Regions from separate parts of the Homo sapiens genome. Here region 1 is linked to region 2. A link is a contact called in ENCODE Hi-C data. All regions are on one chromosome and are shown on one strand. The core of a region is the stretch at or near the end of the contact, and the rest is flanking DNA. Distances in the headings are between cores, read along the strand shown.

Region 1 (4,236 bases), core at 1,712-4,211, 87 kb after region 2:
CACTGTGCTGACACCCCTTCTCAACCCTGTTGTGTACACCCTGAGAAACAAGGAGGTGAAGAAAGCTGTGTTGAAACTGAGAGACAAAGTAGCACATTCTCAGGGAGAATAAATACTAGGAAGTAGATACACTAGTTTGTTTAAAAATAGTAATATAATTTAGTTATTCATGTGAAATTGATTATATGTATAGTTCTCAGTGTTAAACATTATTCCAAAACACCTGCACAGTTATAATTCTTCCACAGATTGTCTAAGACAGTTTTAACCTCACAGCTAGACTTATGTGTATGAGGAACATGCTTATATTCTGATTTATTGATTCATTTCTCATCAATAGGTTCATATTAATTTAAAAAAATATTTTCATCGAATCTCCGGGATAGATGGTTGAGTCCTTCATGTTTACAACTTGATAAAAAGTTTTGTGTTTTGTTTGATTTTTTTTGCACACAAACTTAACAATTTACCATTATGGAGACATCGTTCAAAAATAGCAACAAATATTTGAGGTCATTTTTCTAATTGTGGCTGTAGCTGTTCAAATTTCTTTTTGGTTTTAATGTATCTGTATATTTGTATGTGTCTATACAAATCCAAACGTGTATACAAAAGAAAGTCTGTAGCATTTAGCATATTTAACATATAGGTTTTCATCATGTATGTATATGTATCTGTCTATTTACATACATGTATTGGAAAACATTTCTAGAAACACTATTTTTAATGGGCAAAAATAGCAAGCTATTAATATTTAAATATTATCAATGAATCAAATAGAAATTGTGTATTCACAGAATAGATTACTATCCAGCAATGATAATGTACGATTTACAGCTACATATATAATAGTTTATGCACTTATCACATGCGCCTATTTTATTATGTTTGTTAAGATTCAATATAAAACATTAAATCTCTTAAATATCTAGATCACTTGGGGCTGTTTTGTCCCCTGGTTCATTTGGCAATGTCTGGAAATATTCTTGCTTCTCACAGGCACTGGCATCTATTGGCTATAGGTCAGGGGTGTTAAGCATTCCACAATGCACAGGAGAGACCCTCACAACAAAGCTTATCATGGCCAAAATGTCGATAGTGCTGAGGATGAGAACCTGGAGCTGCATTTAATTTTAAGTAACATGTGTAAGACCATGACAATAGAAATAAAATATTTTCAGATAAATATAAAATTTGCTAAAAGAATGTAGGTTTACAACTTGCACACACGGAGACTCATATTTTAAAAAGGCCAATTTTATTCAACTAGATCTATACATTCAATACTATTCCAAGTAAAATCCCAGCATTTGATTTTGCAGCTATGGACATGTGGATCCTAAAGTTTGGATTGAATAAGTCCCAAAATGGTCAATATTATCTTGAAGAAATAAAACTTAACTGAAAGATTGACAACACTAGTTATCAGAACTTATTACACAGCTATAGTAACTCAGGAGTGTCTTATTTATATGGGGCTAGACAAATAGAAAATTGTAACTGAATACAGCGTAAAGGAATAGACTGATACACACTCATATGACAAAGATGACACTGCCGAGCAATAAAGCAAGATTACCTTCTTTAATAAATTATGTTAAGGTATCTGAGTATTCAGAATAAAAAAATTAGTCTTGACCCTATGTCATACTAGACACATAAAAACTCAATTATAGTAGATAGGAGATATCAATGTGGAGGACTGTATGACACTTATTTATGTAAGAGATTTTATAGGCGTGCAAAACCCTCTTGGAAAAAATTAATTAAAAACATATTTTTAAAGAAAATAAACAAATAGAGGAAGCTAACCATAAAAATAATACATGAGACTAAAGTTATTACATTTTGAAATAGAAAATTTGCCACTCATTTTCTTTGATGATAATGTAATAAAACTAGAGGTTAATACACAAAGTATAAAAGAGAATACAAAAATAATTGGGAACTTAAACCAAATTCCTTAAAGAAAAACCATTTCAGTTAATGAGGTAATTACAACTACAATCCCAAATTATATAGAAAATAAAAACATCCTTATGTCACGCATAAAATAAAATTAATTTCAGATGAAGTAAATATTTAAATGAAGGAAAAGGCCTTAAAACATTAAATATTACATAAGTGAATACTGATAAACTTGTATGTGAGAAAAAAAATTTTTTTGACAGGATCTGGCTCTGTTGTCCAGGCTGGAGTGCTGTGGTGTCACCTCAACTCACTGCAACCTTGGCCTCCCAAGGCTCAAGCGATCCTCCCACCTCAGCCTCCTGAGTAGCTGGGACTACATGCACCCACCATCATACTTGGCTAATTTGTGTAGTTTTTGTAGAGACAGGGTTTCACTGTGTTGCCCAAGCTGGTCTCCAACTCCTGGGCTTAAGCGATCCACCTGCCTTGGCTCCCAAAGTACTGGGATTACAGGCATGAGCCACTGCGCCTGATCAAGAAAATCCCTTTAAAGCAAAATGCCAATATCAGAAAACATATTGGAATCAGTTTATAAAATTTCCTAGAACAGCAAAAATATCTATGCAAGTTTAAAAAGTATTTAAGTGGTGATAAATTTCAAAGTACGTTTTACCTTACAATAAAAAACAAATTAATGTTTTCAATTTGTAAAACTTCAGATAAGTCAGTAAGATAAAGACTATTACCTCAAAAAAAAGCAATGAATAAAGATTCTAAAAAGTCAATTTACAAAAGGAGACGTATGCATGAAATATCAAAATTGTTTATTCATGTTGTAAAAGCAATGAAAATTATGACAGCAATAATATCTAATGATTACTGATACAATTGGGATATAATTATGTTAGGTAGGTAGATCTCTGGGGAAAAGCCACCCTGAAACTCTAAACAACAGAAAAAGCTGGGGAATTTGGATGATTAAAACCACCATAGACAGTGAACGAGTGAGTGATGCTGAGCTGGAGAGCACCAAAAAGTGAGGACCATTATGGATTATGGAAAATTTTAAGTTGAGAGCAAGCAGTTGTGAGTGTCTCTCAGCCACTGGTGAGAGAAAAGGGTAAGTCAGTTATTCTTTCCTCTAAGGTACAAATACTGATTCCAGGAAGGCATGGGCTCATCTCAGGAGGCTAAATAAAAAACTCTAAGGAAATGTGTGCATGCTTATGAAGATCCTTTCATTGGTCTCTTCCTGTTGGTTTTGTATGCATCAAGGGAACCTAAAAGCTGAAAAGGAATCCCATCCTCTGAGACACAAATCAACTTAAGTTCCTACCCATATTCATTTCCATTCCCTGCACTTCAACTGGTTTGGTCCTTAAGTAGAAAAGGACCACTCTTTCTTAACACTGTATCTGTTCTTTGAGTGGTATCTTGCAAACTTAGCACCTGTACACAGCATGTGGAAAGTGACAAATTGGGGCAAAAACTCAGATGAGTTTTACTATTGAAATGAATCACCTACTGTAAGATGAGTTCTTAGAAATGTAGATTTAACTTATTTTCTCCTGCTTTCCTTCTTTCCTTTATGTCAAACTTCCATTCAGATATAAGATATTCGATAATTGTTAAGACTTTGTTATAAAATCAGTTAGATACATAGATAGATAGATAGTAATTGATGGGATACTAATAGAGACAAAGTTGCTATGTATACTTCTGTATGTTAATATGCAAGTCAAACATTGACCCTGCGGATTGAGACTCTTGCTTTAGGTCTCAGGCTACCTTGGACTTCACTGGATGAGGATTTTCACATTTCATCAAATCTGATCATGAAGCTATTCTGGGAATTGTTCCTCCTGGTGCAGTAGAAATTTCAGAGTATCTTGGTTCTATTTTAAAAGTTCTGATATCCATGTTGGTGATTGCAGTAATCTCCTTTCTGCTATTTATTTACATATTTCAAAAACCTTTCTTTAAACTAGCTTAAGCCACATTCCCTGGAGGTATCTTCTCTGGGATTTCTGAAGGGCAGAGATCATGGCTTCTCTCACACTGGTGAACAAGTTTCATAGTATTTGCCCACTGAACAATTAGTAAGACTCCTGAACTAAGACAATATTTTGTATTAATATTAATATTAAGCAAAGAACCTTATTTTGGCCCTGATTTCCATTATACAGAATCCCAGCTTCTCTTGACATCAAGGTGGCATAGATCCCTCTTCTTACATTGGTCCCGTTTTTCCTGTCTCAGATTCTAGGTCTTAATTAAGAGAGAGACTTGATGGAATTGTCTTCTTTGTGAGATCATTCATTACCT
Region 2 (4,769 bases), core at 1,340-3,839:
TTTTATTGATATTGCATTGAATCTATAGATCAAATTGGGAAGAACTGACATCTTGGTAATATTGAAACATCTTATGCATAAATGTGAACTATCTCTCCTATTATTTAGTTTTTGAATTTCTTTTATCAGAGTATTGTAGCCTTCCTCATATACACTTTGTAAGTATTTTGTCATATTTCTCTCCAGATTTTCAGGTGTTCATTTGCCCTGTGACCTCATGTCTCTGCTTGGTCCAAGAAAAGCCATTGACTTTCGGTTTACTCAGCTTTTTCTTGTTTTAAGGATAGGACTATTGACTTTCAAAGTCTTACATGTTGGAACCGAATCTGAAAATTCCCAATTATTTGTGTATTTTAAATACACAAATTTGGTTTTAATGTTATTAAAACTAAAGCAAAATAAATACATAGAGATGAATAAGGGAAATCAAGGAAGCATGGGTTGAGCATAACTTCTGGCAACTTCAAGTAGTTTGATGTGCTCTAGATCACAGTTTATGTGTGAAAGAGGCTACACATGTGTATTAGTCCATTCTCACACTGTTCTAAAGATACTACCTGAGACTGGGTAATTTATTTAAAAAAAAGGAGTTTTAATTGACTCACAGTTCCACAAGGCTGGAGAGGTCTCAGGAAACTTACAATCATGGTGGAAGGCAAAGGGGAAGCAAGGCATATCTTACATGGTAGCAGGTAAGAGAGAACAGGGGGACTGCCACTTTTAAACCATCAGATCTTGTGAGAACTCCTTCACTATCATGAGAACAGCATGGGGGAAACCACCCCCATGATCCAATCACCTCCCACCAGGTCCCTCATTTTACATGTGGAGATTACAATACGAGAAGAGATTTGGGTGGGGACACAGAGCCAAACCATATCAATATGTTTTGATGAAACCTAATAGATGGGCAGGTGTTGGAACACTCCTATGCAGAGTGTTACACACTTAGAGATGTATTAAATCATTGTAGCTTACTCTTTAACCCCTTAGTATTTAGCACAGTGCCTAGTAAGTAGAAGGTGCTGAATAAATGCTTACTGAATGAATGGACAAAGGAAAGAAAATATAATTGAAATCCATACTTAATATTAAGTTAAATTGAAATGACACTTCACGGTTCTATTCAGCAACATGAAGGCTTTTATTCTAGAGTTTGTTTAGTCATCTTTCTGAGTATGTTTTAAAGTACTTAAGTGTATGAAAACACCCCTTTTATTTTGAAGGTTTCCAAGGTAGCTCTGCGTTTTTAGATGGTGGTTTTAAAATTTTAATTAATATTTATAGCTTCCTCTTGCTGCTTCCCCTATGAATAAAAATTATTCTTTGGGTAATGTCTCTGAAATTAATATTGACATTCAAACGATTCGGAAGTGATTTAATATTCTTGTTGCCTTCTCCTATGTTTCCTCCGGGACTATAGTTTCTCTGGGTTTCCCAGAGCCACCAGACAGGAAGCTTTTTCTATCACGTTTTCTTATCTAATTTTAGAGAGACTAGTAGTTCTTCACTACCCTTTTAAAGTGCAGGGGGCAGTGATTTCTTTTCTTTTCTTTTTCTTTTCTTTTCTTTTTTTTTTTTTTTTTTTGACAGAGTCTCACTCCATCTCCCAGGCTGGAGTGCAGTGGCGTGATCTCAGCTCACGGCGGTATCCACCCCCAAGGTTCACGCCATTCTCCTGCCTCGGCCTGCTGCTCATCCCATTTTTCAATTTCTGAGTTTTTGAGTAGCTGGGATTACCGGTGCCCGCCATCATGCCAGGTAATTTTTGTAGTTTTATTAGAGACAGGGTTTCTCCATGTTGGCCAGGCTGGTCTCGGACTCCTGACTTCAGGTGATGCGTCCACCTCGGCCTCCCAAACTGCTGGGATTATAGGCGTGAGCCACCGCGCCCGGCCCCGGTGATTTCTATTCTGCTCCCTTACCCATGGCTTCAGTATCCTGCTAGGCCTGAAAATGTATATCCAAGATAGAGCTATATCAGAAGGCAACTGAATATTTATTCAGGGCTGTAATGGACAACTTGCACTTCCTGTTGTTTTGGGACAAATATTAGAACTCTGTCAATCCATGGAAGCTTCGTCTAAATGTCTGGCATGCAGGGATGCATCAGGTTTTCTAAATTAAGGCCATATATGGTATCAAATATTAAAGTAAAGGAGACTTTGAGGACATTTTGGTTAATTTTATAGCATAGACAAGGGAAGCGAGGCTTAAAGAACTGCAGATAATTGTTTCTGTTTACACAACTAGTTACTGGAAGAATCAAAATTCATTTTCCATTTAACACTCTCTTCTCTACATGCCATTTTCAATTTTTGAGGGCTTATTACTTCTGATTCTCATAAACCAGAAATAGTATGAGTGCTATCCTGAGTTTTATGCCTTTGGAGTTTGATATCACCAATATATGATGTTCAAATGCTTGGTGTCCTGCAGAACCACTTACAACATTCTCCTTATGGAAAATGAAAGAGTGAAGAATTTCCCAGAGGAAGCAGAGGGAATTATTTTAGAGAACTTTGCAGATCCCCTGAATAATATGTCCTTTTTTCTTAGCAGGTTCATTGACAAGGTCATACCAACCAGATGAATCCAGCAAATCATTCCCAGGTGGCAGGATTTGTTCTACTGGGGCTCTCTCAGGTTTGGGAGCTTCGGTTTGTTTTCTTCACTGTTTTCTCTGCTGTGTATTTTATGACTGTAGTGGGAAACCTTCTTATTGTGGTCATAGTGACCTCCGACCCACACCTGCACACAACCATGTATTTTCTCTTGGGCAATCTTTCTTTCCTGGACTTTTGCTACTCTTCCATCACAGCACCTAGGATGCTGGTTGACTTGCTCTCAGGCAACCCTACCATTTCCTTTGGTGGATGCCTGACTCAACTCTTCTTCTTCCACTTCATTGGAGGCATCAAGATCTTCCTGCTGACTGTCATGGCGTATGACCGCTACATTGCCATTTCCCAGCCCCTGCACTACACGCTCATTATGAATCAGACTGTCTGTGCACTCCTTATGGCAGCCTCCTGGGTGGGGGGCTTCATCCACTCCATAGTACAGATTGCATTGACTATCCAGCTGCCATTCTGTGGGCCTGACAAGCTGGACAACTTTTATTGTGATGTGCCTCAGCTGATCAAATTGGCCTGCACAGATACCTTTGTCTTAGAGCTTTTAATGGTGTCTAACAATGGCCTGGTGACCCTGATGTGTTTTCTGGTGCTTCTGGGATCGTACACAGCACTGCTAGTCATGCTCCGAAGCCACTCACGGGAGGGCCGCAGCAAGGCCCTGTCTACCTGTGCCTCTCACATTGCTGTGGTGACCTTAATCTTTGTGCCTTGCATCTACGTCTATACAAGGCCTTTTCGGACATTCCCCATGGACAAGGCCGTCTCTGTGCTATACACAATTGTCACCCCCATGCTGAATCCTGCCATCTATACCCTGAGAAACAAGGAAGTGATCATGGCCATGAAGAAGCTGTGGAGGAGGAAAAAGGACCCTATTGGTCCCCTGGAGCACAGACCCTTACATTAGCAGAGGCAGTGACCTGAGAATCTGAAAGATGCTACAGGGTATTAGCCTGCTGGATAGGACCCTCGAGGTAGATAAAATCTATGCCTACTTCTTCTCCATTGTTCTTAACCTCAATCAGGTTCTGGTGACCTGAACTATTAGCCACAATAGAAGATGGGATGAGTGTCTTAGAACTGCTTCTAAATGCCTCCCAGATAAAAAGTATCAAGTTCTATGTAGAAGTACTGTTTGGCTCAGGGGCCACTTTCCCACGTAAGAATGATGTTGGCCTTGCTGAGAAAGTTTCAACTAGTAAATCTGGTGTCTCTTTCCTGATATCACTTTTTGGACACAAAGTACATTGGAAGAGCTTAAAATATTTTTAAATTTCTTTGAGACAAGGGTTCTCTTGAAATATTGGACCCTGAGTCCCAGTGGAGACTGATTGATTGATTGACTGTTCGTCAATGAGGAAAAAGGAAATTACCTTGGGCAAATCACTTTCTTCCTCATAGTTTCCTAGGGTCACTGTTGTTGCCATCAGTGTCATCATCATCATCATATTAATAACATTTAGTTAGAACTTACTATGTTCCAGACACTGTACCAGGTGATTTACATTTATTATTTTAATTTTCTCAAAATTCTTAGGAGGTAGGTATCATCTTTACTTTAAACATGAGTCCATTACAAATTAGAGACATTAAATAACTTACTTAAGGCTACAGAGCTTGTTTTCTGGAATTCAACCCAAGTCTATACAACATCAGAGCCCAAGTGCTCAACAGTACCTAAAACGTCTTATAGATTCTAAGGATCTGTGGGTTTATGTCATCACAGATAGAGTTTATATCATCGTGAGTTATACTGACATCATAGATAGACTTGGCATTTGATCCATCTTTTAAAATATGACTTGATCATTCTCTCCCTTACAATCACTCAGAGGCTTTCCATTGCCTTTAAAAAAAAAATCCACATGACTATTATAGATAAGATGTTGTCTGACCTGGCCTCCACCCATCTCTCCAATCTCACTTCTCTAACTCCACTCTTTTCTAACCCTCTGTTTGCATTTACTTCTGTCAGTTTCTCTTTACTTCTTGAGTTTGCAAATACTCTTTGCTATCTCTGGGATGCTCTTCTCTTCATCCTTGCCTGGCAAACTGTTGCTCAATCTCAATCCTCGGTCTAAAGGTCACTTCCTCAAAGATGTGTTCACTGATCTTTAATCCGAATTAATT

The links. A loop is a pair of places that touch in the nucleus more often than their neighbours do.
Region 1: a map of endothelial cell of hepatic sinusoid shows a loop between it and region 2 (2.4-fold over the local background). The contact joins the promoter of OR10G8 here to the promoter of OR4D5 in region 2. A Hi-C loop is called at or near these places in 2 of 168 maps with a recorded cell type or tissue (endothelial cell of hepatic sinusoid and endothelial cell of umbilical vein).

What each region holds. Positions count from the first base shown.
Region 1 is chr11:124,023,837-124,028,072 of GRCh38, forward strand. It overlaps OR10G8 (olfactory receptor family 10 subfamily G member 8), which reads left to right and starts at 2,962. Exons shown (of 2, transcript NM_001004464.2): 1 at 2,962-3,031. It overlaps OR10G9 (olfactory receptor family 10 subfamily G member 9), which reads left to right. Exons shown (of 1, transcript NM_001001953.1): 1 at 1-112. The coding sequence ends at 112.
Region 2 is chr11:123,937,028-123,941,796 of GRCh38, forward strand. OR4D5 (olfactory receptor family 4 subfamily D member 5) reads left to right here and starts at 2,590. Exons shown (of 1, transcript NM_001001965.1): 1 at 2,590-3,546. The coding sequence starts at 2,590. The coding sequence ends at 3,546.